Regions from separate parts of the Homo sapiens genome. Here region 1 is linked to region 2. A link is a loop called in an ENCODE intact Hi-C map of the cell type or tissue named here. Cell type or tissue: PC-9. All regions are shown on one strand. Links, peaks and the distances in the headings refer to the core of each region. The heading gives the core; the rest is flanking DNA. Region 1 overlaps RDX (radixin). Region 2 holds the start of LINC02732 (long intergenic non-protein coding RNA 2732).

Region 1 (10,757 bases), core at 948-8,947, 110 kb before region 2:
AAGTTCATATAGTCAGAATAGCTTAAATTACTTTAATTACTTAAATGCCTTACTTATACAGCCATAAAGCATTGCATACTTTTCTTTAAATGCCATAATGTATTGCATATGTGTTTTTTGTTTATAAAGCCCATATATACATTTACAATTATTTAAGAATACATATGAAAAATATTTGCATGTTTAAAACAAAAAACTAAAAAAAGAAAAATATCTGCATGTTTAAGAGAAACATCAGCACTGTATAAATGAATGTGCCTTAGTGAAACATGTTTATGATGTGATTCCACTAAGTATTAATTTGCCAATTAAATATACAATTGTCCTATATAACAAATAAGGTTTAAGAGTACTAAAAAAAATACCACTATCTGACAACAGAGCAATAATAATTTTTAATCCATTTTCAAAAAAGAAACTTTTACCTTTCTGAGCTTTAATTGTCTGCTCTTCAATTTGTTTTAGACGTTCCATTAGCTCTTCCTTTTCACGTTCTATTCTTTCCTTTTCCTTTTCTGCTATTTCTCTTTTCTTCTTTTCATTCTCTAATTGTGCCCTTAAAAGGAATTGCAATTGCTGTTACAAATTAATACACAAAAATATTATTCATGTGATGGAATACTACTCTGCCATAAAAAGTAACAAAATAATGTCTTTTGCAGCAACTTGGATGAAGCTGGAGGCCATGATTCTAAGTGAAGTAACTCAGAACATACAAATGCCATATGTTCTCACTTATAAGTGGGAGCTAAGCTATGAGGATGCAAAGACAGAGTAATATAATCGACTTTGGTGACTTGAGAAGCAATGGTTGGGAATGGGGTGAGGGACAAAAGACCACATATTGGGTATAGTGTACATTGCTCGAGTGACAGGTGCACTAAAATCTCAGAATACACAATGATAGAACCCATTCATGTAAACAAAAACCACCTATATTCCAAAAACTACTGAAATAAAATAATAATAATTGGAAATAGTATTCATGTGAAACCTAAGAACTGAATCAACTAAGAAGAAATGACAACATAAATATTTTAACAGGGTTTTCATTGTATTACACTTGTGTTCAAAATAGCATATGTAGTTAAAAGTACAGGACTATGACATACATACACTCATGTACGTACATACATGTGCTGGGTTCCAATGTATTACTTATTGTGGGTTCACAATAAAGACCACTGAGACTATTTTTAAAAAATATTAAAAACTTAGACATTTAGGAACATCCTCAAAGGATGAGTTTACAAAACTGCTAGTAAAGTATAACTGTCAAATATATATTCCTGCATATAGAACATGCTTATAAGGCACACTTTAATGGGGGAAAAATCAGATTTACCATTTGCATACGGGATGAACTCTGACAACAAATTAAATGTCAGCACCAAAAGAGTTAACCACACAGTTGCCATGCCCCAAGAAAATATCTTCTTTAGATTAACCGGAGACCTCCACTGGGGAAATAATAAAGGACTGAAGGGAGCAAACAAAGGCATGTATCTTAAATAAAAGGGAGGGCAACAATTTTCAATCATTAAAAATGAATTAATCCAAGTTTAATTTCTTGGGTAGTACCCATTTATGCCTAGATACAAGACAACAAATCAATTTCACCTCCCTTCACAATTCCATTAGAATGACAGTAGGTGGCTAATGATCTTAAAAAATATCATCAGAGCTCAGTGGGAAAAAATGCCTTGATCATTTAGCTGCACCTGCCATGGGCCTGATGAGAGTGTTTCTTTTAAATACTGCCAAATTCATTCACCAAACATCTACCAAGAGCCTACCATGGGTCAGAATCTATGTTAGGGGCAAAAATATAAAGAGGAATAAAAGTCACATGGGGAAACTCTTATTATCAGACAATATTGTTTACTTAAGTTGAATCAATATTCAAATCACTACTTTAATAACTTAAAAATCAGTTATGATTTCATCTCTGAAATTTATCTGAGTATGCTTTAATGTTCCACAAAAAGAGCACTGCCACCTACTGTCAATTCTGAATTTCAAGCACAAAACCCTGTAGTTTCTCAACTTGCAGTCTCTGATAAACTTATCAGAAAAGTTTTGCTATCAAAAATTTCGCCCTTATTTATAAACCTACATTTTAAAATTCCTGCAGCTCCTAGATACCCATTTGCCCCTAAAACAGAAAGAGAGCTTACCTTTGGGGCAAACAGGTAGAGGTGTCACAAGTCAGCAAGAGGTCAAACACTGATGGTGACCTCCTAGTGCATGCACTAAGCTAAAACATAACGGGTCACCACACCTTGCTGCTGGTTTAATGAATCCTTCCACCATTTAATAATCTAGAGAGGCTGGGCATGGTGGCTCACCACATTGTGAGGCAAAGGCGGGAAGACTACCTGAGGTTAGGAGTCCAAGACCAGGGCAACATAGCGAGACCTCATCTCTTCTAAAAATAAGAATAAAAAATTAGCCGGGCATGGTGTGTGTACCCATAGTCCTGGTTACTCAGGAGGCTAAGGTGCGAGGATCACTTGTGTCCAGGAGGTCAATGTTGCAGTTAGCTATGATCGTGCCACTGTGCCCCAGCCTGGCAGGCAACTGAGCAAGACCCTGTCAAATAGAAAACAAAAAAACTAGGGCCTGGTGGTCATTCATGTAAGGGAAGCTCCATCTCTGTTCTGGAGTTCCCTATGCCTACGAGGTACTTTCGCAACAGCAAGGAGGAAGAGCCAGTAACTATTCCTAACCCCAGTATTTGGGCTCACTCTGCAGGACATTCACCTCTTTCTCTTTATCCTATTTCAATTTATAAAGCATATACAGGCAGAGAGATTTAAGGAGATACAAGCTTCCACACTTCTAGAAGACGTGAGTTTAAGGGAAAGTTTGTGTTTCCCAATCTCTCCGGGCAAAAGAAAGGCCTGGTGGCCCCCACAGTGGCTGCTGACCTTTCTGTGTTCTTTAGATAGCTGAAACATCACGCTTTGTGTGAAAGCAAAAGAAGCAAAAGCACAGTACTTTTCAAGTAATTGCTAGTAAGGCCAAAAGCTATTCTTGTCCATGCCAGGTTGTCTGCCACCCTAGGATGTTGATTAGACTACCCAATCACTCCCCAGCCTCTATGCAATCACATCCAGTTCTGCCACAGTTCCCAAGCCAACTACCTCCCTCCCTCCTTTCCCAAGGTCCCAAGACAATTCTCGAGGACTTACACTGCAAACCAGATCTCAACCAGAAGTCTACCATCATATTCCACCAACTAAGAGCCTTTCAGACCCAGCTCTGGCATATATGGCCCTTTCTGCAGATGGATGTGCTGGTTTTATTTAGCTTTTCCCTATTGATGTTTCATTTGTTCTTCAGGGATGGAGGTGAAGGAGATATGGAAGCAGAAAAAAAGAATCAAGATAATCTGGCCATATGCAAGTTGGGAGGGGGTGGGGAATGGTCTTCCTACTGAAAAATGGAATAAGTATACAGCAGATATTTAAACTGATTATAATATTTAAAACATGTTGTAGTTTACTGTACTCTGTGAGGCTCGTATCTCACATTTTATAAGAATCCTACCCTGACAATAGCCATCTCCAGCCAACACTTCATTCAAATAATACAAATGCCTTCAGCCCTTTACATTACTCAGTGATATCTAGTTTTTGTAGGCCTGTCTTGTCTCCTTTATGAAACCAGATCTTGCTGCTCCCCTAAATGCTGTTCATTTTAGAGGACCTCACTGGCCCATAGGCACACCACACATATTTTTATCTCTACATATTCATCTATGTTGGCTTCTTCTTCTGAACGTATCTCTTGCTCTCTCTAACCTTCAAGCTTCAGTCCCACTTTCCTCATGAAGTCTTTTGTGATTACTGTAACAATAGATGCAGATATTTTTATTTGGAGTTTGGGTTTGAAAACACTCATTTCAATGCAGTTGTTCTATTTCAAGGACATAAATCACATTAATAAACTATTATTCCTTGTATTAATATGCAAAAAATTACTTTAGAATATCTTACTTTTTAAAGATCAAATGGGTCTAATTACACTTTTCTTCCATGAATATTAAAAACATATCCAACTTAGTTTATAATAATATTAGGAATTATTATAATGGCTATTTTTTATTAAGTACCGGGTACTTTGCTAAATGCCTGTATACCACTGTCATGATTTCTTACAAAAACGCTTGAAGGTAAGAATATTATTTTCATAGTAAGAGCAAGGAAACACAGGCTCAAAATTATCTGTTCGATTGAGTGTTAGAAGAGGAGTCAAGCCCAGATTTATCTAGTTCCAAAGCCTGTGTTCTTTGTATGACACTAGCCAGCCTTGGTGCAGAATCTCCCACAGCTAACCTACAATTGGTACATAGGTATGTAACTCTAAACTGTAAACTTGGGGCTTTCAGTTTTCACATGTGGAAACAATTTTAGCCATACAAAAACGTGCAAAAATTATCAGTCATAATTCAATTTGGATGCCAATAATTTAAGAGCTTCAAAAACTACATGGAATAACCACTCATAGTGTATAAGGTCATTTTCATTGCCAAAAAACCCCTAGGTTATAAAAATTATAGGGAGTAAATATAGCCAAATATACCAAAGTATTGTAGGGAAAGAGGTCTCTTTGCTACTCTTTCCCAACTACTGTTCTTGCCCAAGAGAGTCTAGCAGCACAGGCAGCATACCTCTGGGCATTCTCCCAGGTATATCTGCTGGCTACTTTGCCAATGGGCTTAATCAAAATTGTTTCCACACATACAGCTGCCATTTCTCTCTCTCTGACCTGTAAAGCAGGGAATAAATGACTCAGCATGCCATTTCTGAAAGACTGCCAATTCCTAGGTGACTAGAATAATATATCTCCTAGGCATTCAAACTGAATAAAAGTTACTGAATTCCAACTGAGTATAAAGCAGTCAATAAATGCTTACTAATGAAGAGCTCTAACATTTATCCAGGAGAACTACGGATTATTGTGCCAAAAAAGAAACTTAAGTCTTCCACTTCCATCTAAGCCTTAGAGTAACTAAAATATAGCACCATTACCAAATGATACTAAGTAAACATACTACCTGTACTAGAAGCAATACAGTATTTCTCTATAAGCCATGAAATAAAGGATATATAGATAAATATAGTAAGTTGAGAATGTAAATAATATATCAACATTATGAATGAGCAGAACAGTTAGGCATACTATAGAGTGATGAGTATGAGATACAGGAACTGTATATAAAATAATTCCTCATTTATCTCATGCTAGAAAACCTTTAAGAGACAGTGAAATCTTTAAGACGATTTAAAAAAATTAAGTGGAAACTAAAAGAAGTCTTCCCTTTGACAGAGGGAAATGCAAGGCTATGTGTATAAGAATGTACTGTATAGAAAGTAAAGCCCAATAAAGAGTATTTTTAAAAAGCATTTAAGATTAGAACCACAATGTAATGCTACAGCACATGAGCACAATAAAAAAGGACATAGCCCATCAAAGTAACAATCCAACTCATTACTCTTTTTTTTATTTTTATTTTTAAGAGAAAGGGTTTTACTACACTGCATGTTGCCTGTTGCCCTGATTGTCTTCAAACTCCTGTACTCAAGCAATCCTCCTGCCTCAGCCTCCCAAGTAGCTGAGACTACAGGCACATGCCACCATCCTCAGCTCACCAACTCAGTATCTTTAATGATGGGATTAGTAATTACTGACAAGCTTCAAACCCATATAAAAAATGTTTTGTTATGTGGTTAACTTCTCTAAGGAAGATAATTTGAGTTAATATGACAAAATAGGTAAAAATCAATAAAATCTCTTACACAGAACAGTTGTTGAATAAGAAAAAAAATCATTCAATATAAAACCTAAAACTATAGTAGCAAAATGGTATCTAGCAGATGGCTTCCTTCTAGATACAAAGTACCTTATATCCAATATTTAAAATACATATGTTTAGGGCTCTTCAAATTTTTTTTAAGGACTTACTCTATTTCTTAGACTATCACGTTGTTCCATAAAGATTTATTCAATAAAGGTTAACTTTAGTTTGGTCTCTAAATTTTTTCAAGTAAAGCACAAAGTTGAAATTAATCTAAAACCAGATTTGGAAATTAATGTCACTGGACCCAGTAATCTGATTCCAGGGTTGATATAAATTTTATTCACTACCATTCAATTTTAAAAATTATCAATTTAATATATTTAACAGTTTCTTTTTTAAGTCTAAGAGAAACAGAGTTAAAAAGATTAGGGTCTTTGGCAGGGAGTACTGATGTTACCCTACTTGGCACAGTGACGTTTCAGTTGTGTTCTACAATGTCACTGACATTGTTTCAAAGTTAAATATTCAGCACATTCTTACCCTGAAAAAATTAAGAAATATAAGTCACAAGCAAAACAATTTTGAAAGTTTCAAACTACTATATCTAAAACAATGTCTATCAGTGAAAAGCAAGAAATGAGTCACAAAAAGCTATTTTCTTCGAGATATGTGTCAAAGATTTCTAACTTGAAAATTATACATACTCGTTTTAAAGGACAGAGTGATAATACTGTCTTTGAATTTTAATATAATGAAAATATTAATAAATACAAATTTAAGGTACATTTAAAAAACTGAGCAGTCTTAAATTTTAGATAGCCTACTCCTATCAATTAAAAGTGAAAGGTCATAAACCCCATACCTTTCCAACTGCTTCTGATGTTTCTCCTCCCTAGCCTGAGCCTTCATCTGTTGTACTTCAATAGTATCAGGCTTCCTTCTTCGCATGTATAGTTCATGGTTTCCCATACATAAGGCCAAAATCCGCTTATTGATTCTCAGACGAGGTGCATAAAACACAAAATCCTAAACATAAAGTATTCTGAATTTAAAATCTTCCTCAAGGATACTGTCTCTCATAACAATCTGTACTAAATTTTAACATGAGGTATGAATTTTAATGTCATATTACATATAGTTTAGAAATAAGAAATCATACAATTTCATAACTCCCAGTGAGCATGACATACTTTCACATAACTGGTTCCTCACCTTTTCATATCCAACCAGTTTTGTAAAGAGGCTAATATTCTTATCCTTGCAATACATTAAATGTCATTTATTCCTTTTTGTTCTCGAAAGTAACTATGAGCACCTGTTCCTTATACACCATTTGCCATTAATGTCAAAATTGGTTCTTCGTTCATGGCTGTAGAGTTTTTTTTAACCTAGAATTGTTCTTTTTTTTTTTTGAGACGGAGTCTTGCTGTCATCCAGGCTGGAGTGCAGTGGTGCCATCTCAGTGCACTCCAACCTCTGCCTCCCGGGTTCAAGAAATTCTCATGTCTCAGCCTCCCTAGTAGCTGGGATTACAGGCATGCACCACCACATCTGACTAATATTTGTATTTTCAGTAGAGATGAAGTTTCACCACGTTGGCCAGGCTGGTCTTGAACTCCTCATCTCAGGTGATCTGCTCCTCTCGAGCCTCCCAAAGTGCTGGGATTATGGTCCTGAACCATTGCACCCAGCCTGTTCTTCTTACTTTTACCTTTTCAGTAACTAACAGGGTTAGGATACTAGAGTATACTTGACATTAGAGGAACTTTAAAAATCTATTTAAATAAAAAGATTTCTTAAGTTCAAGGCTTCAAGTTACAAAAATACAAAGTTCATAAAGCAAAACTGTATAAACGAAGTTAATTTAGAATAGGGCTACCTCTACTACATTCTAGCCACCAATGAAGAAACACTTTAAAATTGCTTCTTAGGAATGGTGTTTTCATTAGCCTCCTAATAAATATTATCTATTTATAACTGAATCTCAAATAAAATAAAATTCTAATATTTACATCTTACTTTAAAAAATTAAATCTTTGGATTTTTATTAACATATTATTTCATCACTGGGAAAGCTGACCTATGGAAAGAGAATGGTCCTCAGAAGCAATTTAATAAATGAACACTGTTATTCTTCAAGTGATATCATGGGAAACTAGCAGATATTAAACAGTTAATACACAAAATATTAAAGAAATTACTTACAGGTGCCTTTTTGTCGATTGGCTTTATAACAAATTTTTTGTCATTAAATGAAATATTTCTGATTTCACTCCAGGGAAAACCAATTTTAGGTGTTAACCTTAAAAAATGAAAGCATCTCCTTAATTAAAGGCAGGAAACAATGAATAAAATTCCTGTTTAGGACCTAAACTGACTGAATGACCAATCTTAAGAGTTCCAGATTTTCAAAATGTATTAACTTATTCATAACTACAGTTGACCTTATCTTTTAAGGGGAAAACTGATAAATCATATAAAACAAACAACTGTCCAAAGATTTCATAAATGTGTCATGAACCTTAAAAGCAGTGTATTTTCCTAAAATTATCTAAAAAAACTACCTGGTGACCCAAGTGTAGAACTGAGCCTCCTGGGGTTTGAACTAGCTGTTCAGTTTTTATTGTTTGGATTCAAGCTACAACTACAGTTTAAATATGTGTAAGAAGTGGGAAGAAAAAAAAAGGCCTTTATAACTTCTCATGTGAATTACGGGCAAGTTACTGCAAATAAAAAAACAGTACTTCCTTCCTGTGTTTAATTTGAAAATGTCTGGATATTCACGAATATACTAAAAATACTTAATTTTCAGTATATTTTGAAAGAATCTTATGGTATATGAATTATATCTCAAAAATTTTAAACACTCACATACATAAATATTTGGATAAATGATAGAGATGGAATTCAAACTCTTGAGACTATACACAGCAGTTGACTCCGTTTTACCACCCTACACACAAAGATATAGGGAATCATATTGGAATAAGTGATTTTGTTTCTGCCTTTTCATGTATTTTACTGTTTCAGACTACCTATCAAATGCATCACTATTGTCCTATTGTCCTAATAACTAAGACTGAGAAATGATTTTGACACCTATACTGGCCAGAAGACATCTTTTAGCCAGGCTTCTGACAACACAGCATGAATTTTTACCTATTTATATTCCTTTTAGTTCTCAAGCAGAGTAGGTACTGCAGCACAGCAGAGTCTTTTCTACATAAAACATTCTTTACTCAATAAGCATATTAGAGGACCCTCTAATGGCCCCTGATATAAGTCAAAGTAACATGCTTAAAACGGAGACTGCAGGAATGCAACATAGTATTTTAGAGAACACTATGCTACGTTTATATGCTACTTTGAAAAATTCTAAAGCAATTGCCTCATATAATTCTCATAACACTCTTGTGAGGTAAGCCTGGAAGCTAATACAATAACTTTTTTAACATTTAAAAAAATTGCTCCAATATGTGCCAGAACCACCACCACCAAAAAAATTAAGAAGCCAGGCACAGTGGCTCACGCCTGTAATCTCAGCACTGGAGAAAGCAGAGGCGCAAGAATTGCTAGAGGCCAGGAGTTCAAGACCAGCCTGGGCAACATAGCAAGATCCCATTCTCTAAAACAAAAGAAAAAGATTCAGTTTACAAAAATTAGTCTTGAAGTCATTTTTGCTTTTCAAAAATTTCTCTTCTAAATGATATAACCTTCTAACTTGCTTTGTAATAAAAACATGAGAAGATATTAGGGTAAAAATAGTAAAATGCTCTTGTTTGGAATCACATATGCTTTGAAATTAGTATTTTATTAGATATCTGTAGTAATAAAAATTAAAATTCTGGAGCCAACCTAGAATAAAGAATAATGCCTTAGGAAAAGGCATTAATTACTGGCATAGACTTGCATGCTTATGTGGTATGGTAAATAAATTAAAGTCTAAGACAATTGAGTTATTAATCCTGAAAAGTAAGAGTCTGATGTATTTTATATTGCATGTGTATGTGTATAATATACCGTCTCTATATAGTATTTACCCATGTATTTGTATAGTACATATACATGTATATGTAAATATACATATATTATACATATAATAAAATATTGATGAATTATATATGTATAATAAAAAACTATTTGGTCAATTTCAAGATATAATTACAGTGTTCAATATGTGTAATACAGGGATATTCTATTGTATTAATGTCCAAACATATTTAAAACAATTCCTATATATAAATGTTCAAAAAAATCCTCTAAGATGTGATAGACATATTTATTAAATCCATTCTCTCATTGCTCCTGATTTCTTATGTATGTTCAATTTCAATCTATTTGTCAAGCATAATAGCATTTTAAAGAATTATTTCTCACCTATCGAGGGAGCAAATTTTAATTAAGTTACTAGACATAACTCACAAGAGCTAAAAGCAGCACAATTCAAATAAAAGTCAATCATCTCATTTGATAAATACACTGAAAAGTAGAACTCTGAAACTGCAAGGTGATAAGAAAATGGAGGTAAAATATCTACAAGTCTATGTGTCATTAATTCATCTTTTAGTTTGAAAATAGTAAGGGTAATCAAGACAAGAAACTACTTTGAAAAACAGGACATAAGATTAACGTCATTTAGACCACTGAACAATGACTAGTTCACTATGCAACTAATTTACTTACTTGTCGTCATGCTCATAAATATTCAGACCCAAAGCATCAACACCTAGCCACAATTCAGTTCCTTTTTTATTTTTTATTTCAAAATAGTTGACTCCATACATTTCTAGATCTTGTGCAATCTTCAGGTATTCCATCATAGAATCCTCCCTGTTGAAATAAAACTAAATGTAATATATTTAAGTAGGAGCATATCAAACTAAAGTTGCAAAATACCTGGAATTAAAAATTAGTACTTTACATAAGTCAAACAATCTTTTGGAAATAATGT
Region 2 (10,757 bases), core at 1,242-9,241:
TGGAATGATCACTCTAATGACAGATTTTGTCTGATCTCCTTCTCAGGGTGGTTGGGCTGGTGGGCTACAGTGAGTCTATCACGGCCAGACTGGGGCAGTGAAAATACTTGTTACCCACAGTTGCAGATATGAAGAATTTATGAACGAGAATGTTAGATCAGAGAGAATGCACAGAGTAAAAAAGAAGCATGTCCACCCAGGTAATCACAGAAAGAAGAGTCTCTAACCAGTATCAGGAGCTGGAATAGAAAGCCAAGGGATTGAAGACCAGAGAATATTGAATAGAGCCAAAATAGCTGCAGCCAAAAGCTGAGCTTTTATATATTATCATAGATCCATGACATGGGCAGCCTGAATTTATTTAAATGTCCTAGGATGTCCAGACATAATGGAGAATGAGGTAGGTATAAGTGTTAGGAGGCTATTGCACCTAAGTGAGAATTATTAAAAGAGTAGGGGGCTGGGCACAGTGACTGTAATTTCAAAATTTTGGGAGGCCAAGCAGAAGGATTGCTTAAGCTCAGGAGTTCAAGACCAGCCTGGGCAACAAAGTGAGACCACGTCTCTACAAAAAAATACAAAAAGTATGGCCAGGTGTGGCGGCATGTCCCTGTAATCCTAGCACTTTGGGAGGCCAAGGCGGGCAGATTGCCTGAGGTCAGGAGTTTGAGACCAGCCTGGGCAACATGGTGAAATCCCGTCTCTACTAAAATACAAAAAAAATTAGCAGGTGTGGCGGTGTGCATCCGTAGTCCCAGCTACTCTGGAGGCTGAGCAGGAGAATAGCTTGAACTGGGGAGGTGGAGGTTGCAATGAGCCGAGATTGCACCATTGCACTCCAGCCTGGGTGAGAGAATGGTACTCTGTCTCCAAAACAAAACAAAACAAAAAACAAAAAAACCCCACAAAAATTAGCCAAGCATGGTGGCATGTGCCTGTAGTTCCAGCCACATGGGAGGCTGAGGTGGGAGGTTCACCTGAGCTCAGGAGTTTGAGGCTGCAGTGAGCCAAATTCACACCATCACACTCCCGCCTGGACAGCATCACACTCCAGGCTTGTCTCTAAAATAAAAACATAAATAAATAAATAAAGAGTAAAAAGCGTAGCAGTTGCCGTGGGACCAGAGAGACCAGAAACATTCCAAAGCAATTTCAGAAATATAATTAATAGGAATGATGCCTGCATAGCCAAAAGTCATGAATTCTAGTTAGTTGAGGCAAAGAAGGTACAGATAAAAAAATTCAAATGTTAAGATCCAGTCTTTAAATATTGTGAAAATTTGGGATAGTACAATAATTACTTTCATGGATTATTTTAAACATTGTTTAAAATGCATTGTAGTTATTGTCCATGACAACTTTGTAAGATATCCTTTAGAATTACCTCCATTTTAACCAGGTGCGGTGGCTCACACCTGTAATCCCAGCACTTTGGGAGGCCGAGGCATGAAGATTGCTTGAGCTCAGGAGTTCGAGATTGGCCTGGGAAACTTTGCAAGACCTGTCTCTACTGAAAACGAAAAAACAAAAAAAACAGCCAGGCATGCTAGCACATGCCTGTAGTCCCAGCTACTTGGGAGGCTGAGGTGGGAGGATCGCTTGAGCCTGGGAGATTGAGGCCACATTGAACTGTCATCACCACCACTGCACTCCAACCTGGGTGACAGAGTGGGATCCTGTCTCAAACAAGCAAACAAAAAATAAGAATTACCTCCATTTTAACAACCCTGAGAGTGATTTACCCAGGGTCACATAGCAGCTTGGAGGCATGGCTGTGTAAAAGAAGTTGGGGCTTTTAATCTCTGTATTAGTTAGGATTCTCGAGAGGAACAAAACTAATAAGATAGATAGATAAACAGATGATAGATGATTGATTGATAGATAGATAGATAGATAGATAGATAGATAGATAGATAGATGATAGGAGATGTATTATGGGAATAGGCTTACAGAATTATGGAGGCTGAGAAGCCTCACAATATGTCATCTGCAAGCTGGAGAACCAGGGAAGCTAGTGATTTAATTCAGTGAGTCTGAAGGCCTGAGAACCAGGAGCTCCTATGTCTTACAGCATCAGGAGATGGTTGGCTCAACTCAAGCAGACAGTGAATTCACCTTTCCTCTGCCTTTTTGTTCTATCTGTGCCCTCAACAGACTGGATGAAAATAGATCTTCTTTACTCAGTCTACTAATTCAAATGCTGATTTCCTCCAGAAATGCCCTCACAGACACACCCAGAAATAATGTTTTACCAGCTATCTGGGCATCCTTTAGCTCAGTCAAGTTGACACATAAAATTAATCATTACGGGCTGGGCACAGTGGCTCACCCCTGTAATCCTAGCACTTTGGGAGGCTGAGGTGGGGGAATTGCTTGGGCCCAGGAGTTTGAGACCAGCCTGGGCAACATGGCAAAACCCCATCTCTGCAAAAAATACAAAAATTAGCCAGGTGCAGTGGCTCATGCCTGTAGTCCCAGCTACTCTGGAGGCTGAAGTGATAGGATCCATTGAGCCAGGGACATCGAGGCTGCAGTGAGCCGTGATTACACCACTGCACTCCAAATTGGGTGACAGAATCAGACTGGGTGACCGAATCAGTCTTTCATGGTCCAAACCCAACTCATTCTCTCTCTCTCTTTCTCTGTTGCTCTCTCTTTCCCTGACACAGATATTCACTTAGCATTTAAACGTGACTTCTGAGACTAAAGTGAAAGAGATTTGTCAGTTATCAATATGTTCTGATATTTTTCTGATATAGATAGTTTGATAAATAGATAAATGTATAAATATTGTTCAAGTGCTTTTGGAGCTAGTGAGTTGGCTGCATTGTTATGTCTGTTTCGGGAACTCTAGAATGATATGTAAAACCCTCTTCCCTCCCTTCTTTACTTTCTTCCTTCCTTCCTTCCTTCCTTCCTTCCTTCCTTCCTTCCTTCCTTCCTTCCTTTTATCCACATTTTTTTCAGCAAACATTTAAGAGTGCTAACGATGTGTCAGCTTATGCTTGGCTCCAAGAGATTCAAAAATAAAAATGTCAAGGTCTCCTAATCTCTAGGATAGGGAGAGTCAAATTTGCATGAGGACTTTTGAGAAAAATCAAGGATGCCTGAGGGGATTTGAGTCCTACAGGCTCAGCACTTATGAAAAAGGATAAAGTCCTTCCCAGCCTGGCAGGAGAAGGAAAAGCCTGTGGTGGGGGAAGGGAGTGAAGGCGTGTGCCTCCTCATGGAACACAGGGTCGGAGTCGGCTAGGAGGGATAAGAGTACAATAGAGGGTTGTGTGACACAGACAGGCTGCCAGCCCTCAGCATGGACCCGGCACATGGAATCTGTGATCTTAAAAGAGTCAAGTGACTACCTTTGGCAACCAAAAGAGACACTGCCTTTTAGAAGGCATATCATCTGAAACTGGCTGAAAGAGCTGTCTTACTTAGGAAGAAAAATCTCTCCTTTGGAAAGAGCTGGAACTTTTAGTAAAACTGAACAGTGAGGTGGCGGAAGGTGAGTTAATGTAGTGCTGGGTAGGGAGGTCGTGTGGGCAGGTGTAAAGAGCAGAGCCAGAAGACGTGGGTTTCAATTTTGCCTCCACATACTAGCTGAGCAGTCTTGAGCAAATAATTGCTATAATTGTTTCTGGGCTGTAAAATACCAAGTGAGAACAATGACTGGTCTCATTTATAGAATTATATGAATTACTTTTTAATTCTCATAACCAACTTATGAAATAATTCTCATTACTATTCCCTTTATTTATTTATTTAGAGACAGAGTCTCACTCTGTCACCCAGGCTAGAGTGCACACCTCACTGCAACCTCAACCTCCTGGGCTCAAGAGATCCTCCTGCCTGAGCGTCTCCCCCTCCCTACTCCCCAGTAGCTGGGATGTTAGGTGTGTGCCACCCACTCTTGGCTAATTTTAAATTTTTTTTAGAGTTGGGGGTCTCACTATGTTGCCCAGGCTGGTCTCGAACTCCTGGGCTCAAATGGTCCTCTGGCCTCAGCCTGCCAAAGTCCTGGGATTATAGGCATGAGCCACCACGCCCAGCCTACTATTCCCTTTATATATTGAGGACACTGAGGCTTCAGGAGGTTGAATATATTTTCAAAATTTACATAGCTAGTAAATGGCAGAGCTAGAATTGAACCCATGTTTGTTTGATTTTAAACACTGTGTTCTTTGCCATTTACATTCTTCTGCCCCGCTTCTAAGGATCTGTATTAGGGACTAAATTAAACCAAGTTATACTAAAATGTTGGTAATTAATTTGACTATTAAATGCCTAATTGTTCTAGTACTTAATCTTAGTTTCAGCCAGGCACAGTGGCTCACGCCTGTAATCCCAGCACTTTGGGAGGCCGAGGTGGGTAGATCACTTGAGGTCAGGAGTTCGAGACCAGCCTGGCTAACATGATGAAAACCCTGTCTCTACTAAAAATACAAAAGTTAGCCAGGCGTGGTGGTGGGTGCCTGTAGTCCCAGCTACTCGGGAGGCTGAGGCAGGAGAATCGCTTGAACCCAGGAGGCGGAGGTTGCAGTGAGCCGAGATCACACCACTGCACTCCAGCCTGGGCAACAGAGCGAGACTCCATCCCCCACAAAAAAAAAAAAAATCTTAGTTTCATTTAAAGAATAGATATGAGTGTGTATATTATTTTTTCAAGTGTTATTACTTTTTAATTTAAAAAGTTTTTCCTTTATTTTTACATTTTTGTTGTGTAATTCCTTTTTGAGGAAAGAAAAATCTTTTGAAAGTTATAAAAATGGTTAGAATGATTAGTGTAATCTTGTCAGGGCAGTATACACCTCAATTAACTAAGCTTATCCACAAATGGCCATTATTTTCTTGCTTCAGCAGTGACGTAGGAAAGGTCTGTATGCCTGGGAATGTGGAGATCTAGGTTTTAATCTAAGATCTGAGTTCATTGTCCTGTATTTATCTAAGGCCAGTCACCCTCTTTCGGCTGCTATTGCTTCATGTTTAAAACAAGGGGATTAGATGAAATGATTGGCAAAGTCCCTTGCAGCATTAATAGCCTATGAGTCTATAAAATTTTAGAAACAGACATAATTCAGAAGGATATAATTTTAAATCAATTTGTGTCACAACAGTAATAATAAACATAGTGGCTCTAAGCAAGTAACAGACTGAGAGAAAGAAACTATGAATTAGATAAGTTTGACTAGATAAGGTCTAAGTTCTTTCCAACTTTGAAATCCATGATCACATATTACAACACTGTAATTTTATAGTAGTTTGTAGGGTTTCAAAGAACTTTCATTCGATTTATCCTCTCTGATCCTCACAGGGACAATATGAAGCGGTGAGAAGAGTTGTTTTATCCACACTCTACAAATGAAGGAACTAAAGATTAAGTGGGTGGCATTGGGTCACTTGGCTAGTTGGGGACACAGCTGGGACAGCAAGGCTTTCTGACTCACACCCTGCCCTCTATGCCATAGCATTCCTGGGCTCAATAAACAGTAACTGTGAAAGAAGGTCGCCTCACACAAAACTACATTTTATTCTAGTTTGACAGATGAGTAATCCTCAGTGATAAATTCCTTTTCTGAAAAGTCTCAAAGTCCCTTGGGCAGTTTTGAGTCATTTGTAATGTCAAAAAGTTTAGGACAGACAGTATTTGCAACTTTCCTCAAATCCAAAAATCAGAAAAGCTGGGGAGAGGTTTTTACTTTTTCTTTCTTTCTCTTTTTTCTTTTTTTTTTGTAGACTAAGTCACAAGAAGGAAGGGTTTTACTTTTTCTTTTCAACTTAAAAAAGAGAGTAATTAATATCCTAAATTCTCTTTGTCCTAAGACACCTTTCCTAAGAACCATGAGCTTTTAGCTAAGTATGGAGGACGTTTAGTAGCCATGACTAAGCAACTCATCTTTCAGTTACAGAATAGCCTATGTTGGCCGGGCGCAGTGGCTCACCCTCCGTAATCTCAGCACTTTGGGAGGCCGAGGTGGGTGAATCACCTGAGGTCAGGAGTTCGAGACTAGCCTGGCCAACATGGTGAAACCCCGTCTCTACTAAAAATACAAAAATTAGCTGGGCATGGTGGTGGGCTCCTGTAGTCCCAGCTACATGGGAGGCTGAGTCAGGAGAATCACTTGAACCCAAGAGTTGGAGGTCGCAGTGAGCCGAGATGGTGCCATTGCACTCCAGCCTGGGTGATGAGCAAAACTCCCTCTCAATAAATAAATAAATAAATATTATTGTTATATTTGTGGAAAAGATAATTTGGCATCTTTTCACTCAATGAAAATATTTATTTAAATACTGTATACAAATCTATATATACTTACATATAATATAAATTTATACGTAAATATATATTATTGTTGTTATTTTATGTTATTTTATAGAAGTTATACATGCACATAATAAGAAAAAATCTTATCAGTAGAAAAAGAAGGGTGTAAAATGAATATGACCTCCATCCATTCCAGCCTAGGCCCATGCTCTAGAAACAAGCACTGTCATCGGCTATTGTTAGATGGTGTGGCGGTTGCCATTATAATTTAAAATTCCATGCTTACAGCTCTGTTTTTCCCTTTGTCAACTTTAGAAAGTACCTACTGACTTCAAAAAAGATGGGAAATTTCTTGTGTTTACACTTCCTCCCAATCTTTCTGTTCTTCTCCATCTCCAATTTGTGTTAGTTGTATTATAAAATTTTTAATTTTTTTTCTTTTTTTTTTTTTTGAGACAGAGTCTCTCTCTGTCACCCAGGCTGGAGTGCAATGGCATGATTTCAGCTCACTGCAAACTCCTCCTCTCTCCCCTGGGTTCAAGTAATTCTCCTGCCTCAGCCTCCTGAGTAGCTGGGATTACAGGAGCGTGCCACTATGCCCGGCTAATTTTTGTATTTTTAGTAGAGACGGAGTTTCACCATGTTGGTCAGGCTGGTCTCGAACCCCTGACCTCGTGATCCGCCCACCTGGGCCTCCCAAAGTGCTGGGATTACAGGCGTGAGCCACCACGCCCAGCCCTAATTTTTCTAAAAATTATATTTAAAATTATTATTTATAACTTTAAATAATGTACCTAAACTTCCATTTCTAAATTTATTTATTTAGACAGAGTCTTTTGATTCCCATTTATATAAGAGAGTCCACCTCTCAATTGTGTGTGTGTGTGTGTGTGTATATTCATGGTTTACTATGTTTACATTCTGCTCTGTAATTATAATTAAGTCTTCTGAGGATTAAAAATGAGAATCCTGAGTGGAAGTGATCCTTCACTCAGCACAGCGGTAGGCACATAGGTTTTCTATAATTGACTCGTATGGATAAACCCCATGTGGAAGAAAAAATAATCTTTTTTTTTTTTTTTGAGACCGAGACTCTCTCTGTAGCCCAGGCTGGAGTGCAGTGGCACGATCTCGGCTCACTGCAAGCTCCGTCTCCCGGGTTCATGCCATTCTCCTGCCTCAGCCTCCCGGGTAGCTGAGACTACAGGCGCCCACCACCATGCCCAGCTAATTTTTTTTGTATTTTTAGTAGAGACGGGGTTTTACTGTGTTAGCCAGGATGGTCTCGATCTCCTGACCTCGTGATCCACCCGCCTTGGCCTCCCAAAGTGCTGTAACTGCAGGCGTGAGCCATCATGCCCAGCCAAAAGTAATCTTATTTAATGGAAATTTTCCAGCTCAGATGAGATTCTTCTAAGCTTCAAGGTCTAATGGATCCTTGCTTCAAGGTCTAATGGATCCTTCCTTCAAGGTCTAATGGGTCCTTCCTTCCTTCTCTCCCTCTCTTCCTCCCTTTGAAGCTTCCTTTCTTTCTTTCCTCCTATTTTCCTTCTCTCCTCCTTCCCTCCCTCCTTTCCTCCCTCCTATTTTCCTTCCCTCCTCCCTCCTACTTTCCTTCCCTCCCTCCCTCCCTCCTACTTTCCTTCTTTGTCTTCTTTTCTGGTTTTCTCCATTTCCTGCGGGTTACATTCAAATGGTATGTTTCTTGTTTTCTTTCTTGGATGGCTTTTAATTTGCTAGTTTTGAACTGGACTCAAGCAATCCTCATGCCTCAACCTCCCAAGTTGCTGGGACTGCAGGTGCACCACCATGCCTGGCTTGTATTTTGTTGGAATACTTTGAATTTTTGTTTTGATTTGTATAAGAAGTAATATTCCGGAATTCCTGTCAGTTTAAATATGTCTTTATTTAGCCCTTACATTTGATTGATAGTTGGACCAGGCTTAGATTTCCAAGATTTATTTTTTTCCCTTCAAAACTTTGAAGGCTGTCTGCCAACAGAATGTAAGATTCATGAAGGCAAGATTTTTGTCTGTTTGATTCACTGATCACTGATGTCTCCCAAAGATATAGAACAATGTGTAGCACACGATACACTCAATATATATTAGTTTTATTAATTAATTATCTTCCAGTGATTAGTATTGCTGAAAAGAAATTGGATGACAATCCAGTTTCTAATTGGCATGTGTAGGCTGCTCTGTGACTGAAGAATTTTCAAATCAGCTTTATACCCTTCAGGAAAAATCCCTTGTGATTGGATGTTTAGTATCTGCCAGAAAACTGGTACTCAAGATGTTGAAGCTACAGTTATTTTATGATAGCACACTTCCCTTGATCTGCTTATTTTTATTCCATCACCATTTACCCCTTTTTTAAAATTTTGTAGCCATTCTTATGATGCTCTTGATTTGTTGGTTACAAAAATCAATTTTATTAAAATCCAAAGATTACAAGTCTTTAGGTATATTTTGTACCAAATTAAATTAGAAGACAAAAATTACGCTTTCATAGTTGCTACAAAGGTAAATAATGGAGAGATTTGGTACAAAGCAACAATATATATATATATAGAGCTAATAAAATTACCTGAGGAGTGTAATGTTTGTTTTTTTTTGTGTATATCTTTGAAATCTATTTTATATATAGACAAAAGAGACTGTGAAATATTTAAGCAATGCAGAATACGTGACCAGACCAGAGCATGTGTAGGAAGACTTTTTGGTGATCATTAACTCTACCCTGAAATGATGGACTACAAGTTATAATGTGTGTTACCTACACTTCAATCAGTAATATTAGCAAATCTCCAAATGTTAGTCACATTGGTTTGTCTCCCTTGTACATTCTTTATTCATGATATTACAGTGCTGTAACTGGGTGGTCCTTTTTAAACAAAACATTATTTGCAAAACAGAGGGTATTATTTGTTTTTAAAGGTTTTGTGAATAAAGACTTCAAAATATTTTCTTATAAAAAAAAGAAATTGGATGACAATCTTATTATTGTTTTCTTTCTTTTTTTTTTTTTTACCTTCTAGGGTTTTCTTCGTATTCTGAATTCTACAATTTTATCAGGATATCTTTTTTTTTTTTTTTTTTGAGACAGAGTCTCTCACTGTCGCCTAGGCTGGAATGTAGTGGCGTGATCTTGGCTCACTGCAACCTCTGCCTCCCGGGTCCAAGTGATTCTCCTGCCTCAGCCTCCTGAGTAGCTGGGATTAGAGGTGTGTGCCACCACACCCGGCTAATTTTTGTATTTTTAGTAGAGACAGGGTTTCACCATGTTGGCCAGGCTGGTCTCGAACACATGACCTTGTGATCTGCCCACCTTGGCCTCCCAAAGTGCTGGGATTACAGGTGTGAACGACTGCGCCCAGCCCTTTTTTTTTTTTAGACAGTCTCGCTCTGTTGCCCAGTTGGGGTGCAGTGGTGCAATGCCAGCTCACCGCAACCTCTACCTCCTGGGTTCAAGCAATTCTCCTGCCTCAGCCTCCTGAGTAGCTGGGATTACAGGATTACAGGATTACAGGTGCATGCTACTGAGTCTGGCCAATGTTTGTATTTTTAGTAGAGATGGGGTTTTGCCACGCTGGCCAGGCTAATCTCGAACTTTTGACCTCGGGTGATCTGCCCATCTTGGCTTCCCAAAGTGCCAGGATTACAGGTGTGAGCCACCACACCTGGCCTTACCAGGATATCTTTAGCTCTGTGTGTGTGTGTGTGTGTGTGTGTGTGTGTGTGTATGTGTGTGATGTGTATGCATATTTTTCCTCCCCTTGCTTAAAAATTGGTGAGATTTCAATCTAAAACCTTTTTTCTTTTCTTTTTTTGAGACCAAGTCTCGCTCTATCACCCAGGCTGGAGTGCAGTGGTGCGATCTCAGCTCACTGCAGCCTCCATCTCCTGGGTTCAAGCGATTCTTGTGCCTCATCCTCCTGAGTAGCTGGAACTATAGGCGTGTGCCACCACACCCAGTTAATTTTTGTGTTTTTAGTAGAGATGAGGTGTTGCCATGTTGGCCAGGCTGGTCTCGAACTCCTGGCCTCAAGTGATCTGCCCACCTCGGTGTCCCAAAGTTCTGGGATTACAGGCGAGAGACACCATGCCTGGTCCTAAAAACTCTTTAGCACAGGAAAATTTTATTTTCTGGATTATTTATTTTTCTCCACAGTCCTAAATACATTCTAAAACCACATTTTTATAGGTATTAGATTTCTCAGAGTTAACTTCTACATATTTTAATTTTCTCTCATATTTTCTGTCATTTTACTTTATCTTTCAGGTAATCAAATTGATCTTCGGTTGTGTCTGTATTATTGTTTAGTCATCCCTTTGAAACGTTTATTTTTAGTTCCTAATAACTCTTTTGTGTTCTCTGATTGCTACTTGTCATAGCAAACTGTAATTAAGATTGTAGTACGCTATAAATTCCTGATTATCCTAATTAGCATTGTTACTAGTATTGTTTTAAATACTAATTTTATTAATTTGTTAAT

Evidence for each region. Peaks named below come from ENCODE experiments on the same cell type or tissue, not always from the same donor. Only the 100,000 strongest peaks of a DNase experiment are listed, where the experiment ranks them.
Region 1: it touches region 2 in a loop (5-fold over the local background); 2 of 110 quality-filtered maps call a loop at or near these places.

The regions. Positions count from the first base shown.
Region 1 is chr11:110,247,278-110,258,034 of GRCh38, forward strand. It overlaps RDX (radixin), which reads right to left. Exons shown (of 14, transcript NM_002906.4): 7 at 10,490-10,636; 8 at 8,012-8,108; 9 at 6,669-6,832; 10 at 426-556. Among named protein-coding and RNA genes, the nearest start is that of RDX, 44 kb to the right of the region's middle. In PC-9, for the core only: a CTCF peak has its summit at 2,024 (motif pointing left); a DNase peak (open chromatin) is centred at 4,804; H3K27ac peaks cover 3,602 bases.
Region 2 is chr11:110,352,017-110,362,773 of GRCh38, forward strand. It overlaps LINC02732 (long intergenic non-protein coding RNA 2732), which reads left to right and starts at 3,098. Exons shown (of 4, transcript NR_135100.2): 1 at 3,098-3,502. In PC-9, for the core only: no CTCF peak of the experiment used is centred there; DNase peaks (open chromatin) are centred at 4,925, 5,505 and 5,875; H3K4me3 peaks cover 428 bases; H3K27ac peaks cover 2,869 bases.